Regions from separate parts of the Homo sapiens genome. Here regions 2 and 3 are each linked to region 1. The links are chromatin contacts, found by Hi-C or POLR2A ChIA-PET in ENCODE. All regions are on one chromosome and are shown on one strand. Each heading gives the region's core, a stretch centred on a gene start or an enhancer-like site at or near the end of the contact. The rest is flanking DNA. Distances are from core to core; before and after follow the strand shown.

The links. Hi-C counts contacts between places; a loop is a spot of excess contacts on that map. ChIA-PET counts read pairs that join two places held with the same protein, here RNA polymerase II (POLR2A). Pooled maps may share reads with other maps.
Region 2: a loop to region 1 is called in a pooled map, with 2.3 times the contacts of the local background. The contact joins two enhancer-like sites. A Hi-C loop is called at or near these places in 1 of 168 maps with a recorded cell type or tissue (GM11168) and 3 of 50 pooled maps. POLR2A ChIA-PET finds 5 or more read pairs at or near these places in 7 of 52 experiments (BJ, H1, HEK293 and 4 more).
Region 3: a loop to region 1 is called in a pooled map, with 2.2 times the contacts of the local background. The contact joins two enhancer-like sites. A Hi-C loop is called at or near these places in 2 of 50 pooled maps. POLR2A ChIA-PET finds 5 or more read pairs at or near these places in 4 of 52 experiments (activated B cell, activated CD4-positive, alpha-beta T cell, activated T-cell and 1 more).

What each region holds. Positions count from the first base shown.
Region 1 is chr17:4,331,428-4,334,349 of GRCh38, forward strand. All of the region lies in intron 1 of UBE2G1 (ubiquitin conjugating enzyme E2 G1), which reads right to left. Among named protein-coding and RNA genes, the nearest start is that of UBE2G1, 34 kb to the right of the region's middle. RefSeq lists an enhancer at 1,729-2,642. Within about 2 kb of position 1,349, at least 2 of the 41 ENCODE cell types and tissues checked have a DNase peak (open chromatin) inside an H3K27ac peak, as active enhancers do.
Region 2 is chr17:4,411,390-4,414,285 of GRCh38, forward strand. No RefSeq gene overlaps it. Among named protein-coding and RNA genes, the nearest start is that of SPNS3, 21 kb to the right of the region's middle. RefSeq lists an enhancer at 1,303-1,804. Within about 2 kb of position 1,647, at least 2 of the 41 ENCODE cell types and tissues checked have a DNase peak (open chromatin) inside an H3K27ac peak, as active enhancers do.
Region 3 is chr17:4,213,632-4,216,844 of GRCh38, forward strand. All of the region lies in intron 4 of ANKFY1 (ankyrin repeat and FYVE domain containing 1), which reads right to left. Among named protein-coding and RNA genes, the nearest start is that of ANKFY1, 49 kb to the right of the region's middle. Within about 2 kb of position 1,865, at least 9 of the 41 ENCODE cell types and tissues checked have a DNase peak (open chromatin) inside an H3K27ac peak, as active enhancers do.

The DNA of each region.
Region 1 (2,922 bases), core at 99-2,598:
TACAAGAATATTTCAGGACATGGGGAAATATTTACAATTTTTAAAAGATAAGATATTCTGAATATATCTAACTCTTAAAACACATACACTACACACTTTTGACAACAAAAAGCTTTGGCCTAATCGTGTCTTCTAGTTCAAGGTGTCAGTGCGGGCACATGTGCTTATCTCCTCTTCCCTCCTAAGAAGTTAAATAAATTTTTCTAAAGAAATTAAAAAATAACTTTTTAATTTAAAGTATATTAAAAAGACCAGGTGGATTGCCCATGGCTCTGAAAGATGAAAACGGATGGAAGAACGTGAACTGAGTAAGCAGAGTGGAGGGAGCAGAGAGCAGAATACTCACAGAGGAGCTGCAGCGAAGGAGGAAGGCTAATCTTCTGGGCAGAACCCCAGAGAGGCGCCAGTTCAGTGACCGTCGTACGAGGGAGATCAGTAGTGAGAAGTGGGACTGAAAACATCTGTCATAGCAAGAAGTCAACAGAGAATGTCTAAAGTTGATAAACCAAAACATAAACACTATAAATATATTATTTAGAAGCATGGAGTTAAGCCCCCAGGAGATCTGAACCTAAAAGGTTTTAAAAAGCAGTTGCCTCTGGGGAATTCTTCATTATCCTTCACTGAATGCATTGTTCACTATTAGGCCTCTTGAATCACTGGTATTTGATTATTTGGGTTTTTTAAAGCTAAGTATATATACATATACATAATGTTGATTTTTAAGTTTTTATTCTTTTTTTATTTTACATTGTGTTCACTTTGCTTTCATACACAAACCTCAATTTTACTTCTTGTCCACTAAGTCAGAGGCTATATTCTATTTGGCAGTGTTTTTCAACCGTAAGTCACACAGTCATGAAATAGATCTAGTGGAACATAACCAGCACTCATTTTTCCTAACAGAAACAAAAAATAAAATAGGGTTATTGTTGGTGAAGCTTTCATTTCAGCCACAAATGTTTAATAAAAATGCATGTGCTGGGGTACTATGGAAAATACCTTCCCTATTGTATCTACTCTCAACCCAGCAGGCAGAAGTAATCCTGGAAAAATGTGAGTCACATCATGTCACTATACCAACAGCTTCCCATTCTCACTCAGAGCAATGGCCTGTGTGATGGCCTATAGGGTCCTTCAGAATTAACCAGCATCTCTCTCCAACCTTCAGCTAACCGCTCTGCCACCGCAGGGGCTTTAACCAGCATCTCTCTCCAACCTTCAGCTAAGTGCTGTGCCACCTCCCTCCAGCGTTCAGGGGCTTTAACCAGCATCTCTCTCCAACCTTCAGCTAACCGCTCTGCCACCTCCCTCCAGCGTTCAGGTCAGCCCCATTTCAGGGCCCTTGTGCTTGCCTCACCTAACCTCTGCATGATTCACTCATTCACCTGAGTTCCTCGGTCCACTGTCACCCTATTTTTAATGAAACCCCACCCCCTTACACACTCCTTATTTTATCCTCTTTCCCTGTTCTAGTTTCCACACAGCACTCTACACTTTCTATTAATTCTTCTCTCCCCTACCCTAACTACAAAGCAAGCTCTATAAGAACAAGGGTTTTTGTTTATTTACTGATATAGCCCCAGGACCTGTGACAGTCTCTGGCAGTAAATATTTGCCCAAGAAATGAATTACTTAAAAATATGTATCACTTTAGGAAAAAGCCATGTTATTGGCAATGAAACACAACAATTCTTAAGTTTGGAACACAAGAAATTTGGGTAGGAATTTTGATGGTTGAGGATAAGCTACAATTCAGACGCCAGACCGTAAATTCCACCTATCGCAATATTGAGTAAGTTGCTGGCATACTCTAAATGTGCAAGTCTACTGAAATGACCTTCGTTCACATCAAAAGTAATGTAAAGAATGTGTGTATCTCAGCCATCATTTTAAAAGAAGAGAAGAAAAAAACTTACGGGCGAAGCTGTTCCCTAAACAGCTAAAATATGTAAAATGTAAAAGACGGGCCGGGCACGGTGGCTCTGTCTGTGATCCCAGCACTTGGGAGGTCGAGGCAGGCAGATCACCTGAGGTCAGAAATTCGACACCAGCCTGGCCAACATGGAGAAACCCCATCTCTACTAAAAATACAAAAATTAGCTGGGCGCTGGCCAGGTGTGGTGGCTCACACCTGTAATCCCAGCACTTTGGGAGGCTGAGGCGGGTGGATCACAGGGTCAGGAGATCGAGACCATCCTGTCTAACACAGTGAAACCCCGTCTCTACTAAAAATACAAAAAATTAGATGGGTGTGGTGGCACGCACCTGTAGTCCCAGCTACTGGGGAGGCTGAGGCAGGGGAATCTCGAACCCAGGAGGCAGAGGTTGCAGTGAGCCGAGATTGCACCACTGCACTCCAGCCTGGGTGACACAGTGAGACTCCGTCTCAAAAAAAAAAAGTAAAAGACTTACACCTTTTGCCTAATTCGCAGTCAAAGTCTCACTCTTAGTAACCACAAGTTGTACACGTTCACAGTTTTCACTATTCCCTTCAACCCTGAATGAAGACCAGGGGGCTTATCACTGATCACCTTCATTTCCTCAGAAGAAAACAAAGACTGGCATTCAGGAGAAAATCACATAGCAGGTCTTGAATTGTGGCACGTGAATGGCAGAACATGTCAGTTATAATTTCCATGGTTTTTTTTTTTTGACAGGGTCTCACTCTGTTGCCCAGGCTGGAGTGCAATGGCATGATCATGGCTCACTGCAGCCTAGGCTCCTAGGCTCAAGCCATCCACCTGCTTTGGCCTTCTAAAGTGCTGGGATTACAGGCATAAGCCACCATGCAAGGTACATTTCCATTATATTTTTCTAGCACATTTTGTAATTCACTGAATGAAAAAAAAAAATCTTTGGGAAAAAGTCATTGAACACTTCTCCCTCATAAACAAAAAAACACATGGCAAAATCAGATTT
Region 2 (2,896 bases), core at 397-2,896, 80 kb after region 1:
TCACCCAGTGTCATAGCTCACTCACTGCAGCCTCAACAACCTCCTGGGCTCAAGGGATTCTCCCATATCAGTCTCCCGAGAAGCTGGGACTACAGGTGTGTACCACCATGGTCAGCTAATTTATTTTTATTTATTTTTGAGACAGGGTCTCACTCTGTCACCTGGCTGGAGTGCAGTAGTGTGATCATGGCTCACTGCAGTCTTGACCTCCTGGGCTCAAGCAATACTCCCATATCAGCCTCCTGAGTAGCTGGGATTACAGGCACCTGCCACCACACCTGGTTAATTTTTGTATTATTATTATTATTATTTTTGAGACAGAATCTCTCTGTGTTGCCCAGGCTGGAGTGCAGTGGCACGATCTCAGCTCATTGCACCCTCCGCCTCCCAGGTTCAAGCGATTCTCCTGCCTCAGCCTCCCGAGTAGCTGGGATTGCAGGCGTGCGCCACCATGCCCAGCTAATTTTTGTATTTTTTTAGTAGAGACGGGGTTTCACCATATTGGCCAGGCTGGTCTCTAACTCTTGACCTCGTGATCCACCCACCTTGGCCTCCCAAAGTGCTGGGATGACAGGCGTGAGCCACCGCGCCTGGCCTAACTGTTGTATTTTTAGTAGAGACAGGGTTTTGCCATGTTGCCCAGGCTGGTCTTGAACTCCAGACCTCAAGTGATCCACCCACCTCGGCCTCCCAAAGTGCTGGGATTACAGGCGTGAGCCACTGCGCCCGGCCAACTTTACCCATTTCCACCTTTGATGTGTGCAGTAAAATGCATTCTTGCTGGTGATTTGCGGTCTTGGGCTTCTGGGCCAAGCGGAGCTCTGCCTTGGACGCATGCGCAGCAGATGATGGCCCGTGTTTTTTGTACGTGTGTGTTTTGCATTAAGGAAGGAAAGTGATGACCTTCACGGGTCAGCATCTTTCCCTGAGTCTCCTCTCTTAAATGAATACTTGAGATCCCAAGTGGCTTATCATGAGTTTTCCTCTATATCAAGGGTCTGTGAACTCTGGCCTGCTGGAAGCATGGCTGATGGCCTGTTTTTTTTGTTTTTTTTTGGCCCCTGAACTAATAACGGTTTTCACATTTGTTTGTTTAAAAAAATACATTTCTGGCTGGGCGCGGTGCCTCACGCCTGTAATCCTAGCACTTTGGGAGGCCGAGGCGGGTGGATCACCTGAGGTCGGTAGTTTGAGACCAGCCTGACCAACATGGAGAAACCCCATCTCTACTAAAAATACAAAATTAACAGGGTGTAGTGGCAGGCACCTGTAATCCCAGCTACTTGGGAGGCTGAGGCAGGAGAATCACTTGAACCCGGGAGGAGGAGGTTGCGGTGAGCCAAGATCGCGCCATTGCAATCCAGCCTGGGCAACAACAGCGAAACATCGTCTCAAAAAAAAAAAAAAAAAAAAAAAAGAAAGAAAGAAAAGAAAAAAAGAAAAAAAAAAGATTGATTTCCCCACCTCCCCACCTCTTCCACGAGTTCCCCAAGCCCTGCAAGATGACTTCGATGGGATACAATTGTTTCCACCTCATCACAGCAGAATGATAATGCCTATAGCCTGTCAATGGCAAGTTCTCGAATGTGTGGGCACCAGGAACACACCCCGGAAGCCACATGTCCTTGCCCCAAGGGAAGGGCCCTGGAGAGCAGAAGAGAGGAGGAAAGTTGAGCCTCTTCCCCTTTTCCGTCCTCCTTCCTCCTGCCCTGATTCTGCCCACAGAGGAAGGGTCTGAGCTAGAGGAACCTGGACAGTGAATCCACACCCTATGGACAGATGAGAAGACCGAGGCCAGAGACAACGCAGGGTCCGGCCCCTGGTCCTATGCCTGATGCCTCTCACTGGAGACCCCTCCCCCACTTCAAGGTCGCCCCTAGAAGGCAAACGCTGAAGCCAAGTGTTCTTGGAGCGTCTCTTGGTGGACGCTTCGGCCCTGCCACGGAACGGCCCCTTAGTGAAGGTTCTCAGCTTAGACTTCAGCGCCACCTGGTGGCCACCGGGCATCAGACCTGGGACTTGCCTCGAGGGCTGCCAGAAACTTGAGTTTGTCCACTCACATCACTGCATCCCGTGGAGAAGTCCCAGTGCCGACCTGCTTGCTTGCTTGCTTGCTTGCTTGCTTGCTTGCTTGCTTGCTTTCTCTTTCCTTCTTCCTTCCTTCCTTCCTTTCCTTTCTTTTCTTTTTTCTTTCTCTTTTTCCCTCCCTCCCTCCCTTCCTCTCCTTCTCTCTCTCTGTCTCCCTCCCTCCCCCCTCCCTCCCTTCTCTCTCTCTCTGTTTTTCTCTCTCTCTGTCTCTCCTGCCTTCCCGCTTTCTTTCTTTCTTTCTTTTTTTTTGTTTTTGAGACGGAGTCTCGCTGACTCCCATGCTGGAGTGCAGTGGCGCGATCTCCGCTCACTGCAAGCTCTGCCTCCCGAGTAGCTGGGACTACAGGCGCCCGCCTCCACGCCCGGCTAATTTTTTGTATTTTTAGTGGAGACAGGGTTTCACTGTGTTAGCCAGGATGGTCTCAATCTCCTGACCTCGTGATCCGCCCGCCTCGGCCTCCCAAAGTGCTGGGATTACAGGCGTGAGCCACCGCGCCCGGCTTCTTTCTTTTTTTTTTTTGGAGTTTCACTCTGCCACCCAGGCTGGAGTGCAATGACACGATCTTGGCTCACTGTAACCTCTGCCTCCAGAGTTCAAGTGATTCTCCTGCCTCAGCCTCCCGAGTAACTGGGATTACAGGCGCCCATCACCACATCTGGCTAATGTGTGTGTGTGTGTGTATGTGTGTGTGTGTGTGTGTGTATGGAATTTCGCTCTTGTTGCCCAGGCTGGAGTGCAATGGCACGATCTCGCTCCCTGCAACCTCCGCTTCCTGGGTTCAAGCGATTCTCCTGCCTCAGCCTCCTG
Region 3 (3,213 bases), core at 615-3,114, 120 kb before region 1:
TCTCGGCTCACTGCAACCTCCGCCTCCCAGGTTCATGCGATTCTCCTGTCTCCTGCCTCTGCCTCCCGTGTAGCTGGGACTAAAAGCGCCTGCCACCACGCCCAGCTAATTTTTTGTATTTTTAGTAGAGATGAGGTTTCACCATGTTAGCCAGGATGGTCTCGATCTCCTGACTTCGGGATCCACCCACCTCGGCCTCCCAAAGTGCTGGGATTACAGGTGTGAGCCATCACACCCAGTCAACAGCATTATATTTCTAAGCCTCAGTTTTCTGTACCATTGGTTTCTCCAAACCTGTAGCACACCACAGCAATGTCTGACAAAGTCACTCTAACCTCAGCCATGAAATCAGAGCATTCCAGCAGAAAAAAACCTCTTTTCAGATAGCTTTCAGAAGCTTTTACCATTTTTACAACTAATATTCAATCTGCCTTCCTAACATCCTAACACCAGGCAGCCTAATACACAGTATGATCTCAGGAAGTAATAACTCACATTTGCAGAGCACTTTACAAAGCACCTTTACAGCATTTGCTGAGAACCTGAAAATTCCACTCTCCTCCTTTTCACTGTCAAATGACATTGCACCAAGGGACTCAAATATGTTTCACGAAAGCAGATCTTTTATTAAAGCTGGCAGACATTTCACTGTCACCAATTCTAGGATCTCCAGAGTGCCATTTGCCATTTGGATAGATTATAAATAGTAACTGACATGATTTACGCAACCAAGGAACACGTAATCTTATTTAGAAATTAAGATTCTCGGTTCCTATATTCTCTTTGAAAATAGCAAGACAGACAGACTTTCACCCGAAGGGAATTTTTTAATTATTATTTTTAACTTTAGAGTACAGAAAGGACACAGAGATACAAAAACGATAAACCTAACTTTTTTTTTTTTTTTTTTTGAGATGGACTTTCACTCATATTGCCCAGGCTGGAGCAACAAGGCTCAATCCAGGCTCACCACAACCTCCACCTCCCAGGTTCAAGCGATTCTCCTGCCTCAGCCTCCTGAGTAGCTGGGATTACAGGTGCCCGCCACCACGCCTGGCTAATTTTTTTGTATTTTTAGTAGAGACTGGGTTTCACCATGTTGGTGACTTTTAAAGTATAACATCAAGCATATATTTAAACGTCCCACAAACTGCTGTATAGTTTTCATATCACTCTTGAGTGGATGTGGGAAAAAAAAATTATTGAAAAGAAAAATGACAGAAGGTAAACAATGATTTAGTTACAAATGACTTTTTTCTTTATATCATTCTGTATCCTCCAAATATCATACACCGAACATGTATTATACTTTTGTAAGGAGAAAAAGATTAACTGTCTTTTTTTAGTATACATTAATTATCTCTTTAAAAAGATTAGCCAGGCACGGTAGGTCACGCCTGTAATCCCAGCACTTTGGGAGGCTGAGGCGGGCGGATCACCTGAGGCTAGGAGTTTGAGACTAACCTGGCCAACATGGCAAAACCCCGTCTCTACTAAAAATACAAAAATTAGCTGGGCGTGGTGGCAGTCGTCTGTAATCCCAGCTACTCAGGAGGCTGAGGCAGGAGAATCGCTTGAATCGGGAGGCGGAGGTTGCAGTGAGCCAAGACTGTGCCATTGCACTCCAGCCAGGGTGACACAGTGAGGCTGTCTTCTAAAAAAAAAAAAAAAAAATTAAGAGTATTTTCTTCAGTGTGCCCTCCGTGGTAGAAAAAAAAAGAAAAGATTTTCCTGATGCTTACTATAAAAACTTCCTTTTCATCAAATCAGTGCTAGCATTCCAAAACCGGCGAGATCCCCACATTACAAAAAGAGCAACGGCTGCTTCACACTGAACCGCACCCGTCGCTAGCACCCTTTCATTATCTCAAGCATGTAATTCCTTCCAAGGACAGCAGGGGGCACTCTGTGACCCTTTAAAAGCCAACCCTTGACTCCACTCCCGGTGTCTTCCACTCCAGCTCTTAAGAAAGCCATGACAGATAATAACTCGATACTCATATCTAACAATACAAAATTAAGCATCTGGTAATGTTGACAGTTATGAAGCCTACTCGGTCAACAAACAACAAACAGTTTAATTAAAGAATCCATTACACAGATTACAATTATCTCAACTACTCCAACCCCAAGACATTTTTACAAAAGCAATTTAATTTACATAAGCAAGTCTGACAAGGTCAACAGGAGAAAGCTCAGGAAGTCTGGAAAACATATAAAGACATAAATCATACTCAATCTAATTAAAATCAGTCTGATTTCACTATCACCAAAACTCCTCACCAAAACAAACAAACAAACAAATGAAAGAAACAGTTAACTGAATGTCCTCAATAATCAAATCAGCTTTGCTAATAGCCTAATGCTGTATGCACCTATAGACTGTGGACCTGCTTTTGTTTTTTATTTATAGGATTTAGATATTAAAATGCACTCAAACCCACATCAATAACAGACAGGAGTAAGCCGTCCACTGATTTCATGTGGGGCACAGTGAGCCCTCCTGGGAAAACACCAGCCCATGACGAAAACAGCAAGCAGCTCTAGGCAGCAAAGTCTCTCTAGGGAAAACACAGCAATAGGTGGAGTGCCTCCTGATGACTGAAACCATCCCTTCACTCACCCAGGAGAAAAGCCATTACTTTATGCACCCAAGGGAATACAAAGATCACTAAATGCTGTAAAAAGCCACTCCATCAGCAAGCTGATTACCAAGAGCCACAGCTCCAATAGAAAGACGCTCCCGGACATCTCGTCTGACATTATTTAGTGAACGTTTTGTTTTCTGTTGTTCTAAAATGCCAACTTGGGAGAGCAACAGAGAAAATGTAATATAAAAACACAGCATGCTATCTCCTTGACAACCTAAAATGCAGTAACTTAAATGAAGTGAGATCTCTGGAACACTGGCTATGACACTTATTTGGACAATATTTTCACATATTCATTTAGGCACTCATTGTTTCCAACAAAGAGACTATGACTAAGGATTTCATTCAACTTGATATATCAGAAAATAGAGTAAAATGTCAAGGGAAACAGAAAGGGAAGGAAAGCTGAAAGTTTGGACATTGGATTATATTATTTCATATTTAATTTTTCAGTTTATACGATTATGTAATTTCAGGTAACAGACCAGTGAAAGAAAAGAGAATAGCAAAAGCTTTAGCAAAATTTAGCTACAAGATAACACAAAGCAAGGGAGGTAACATC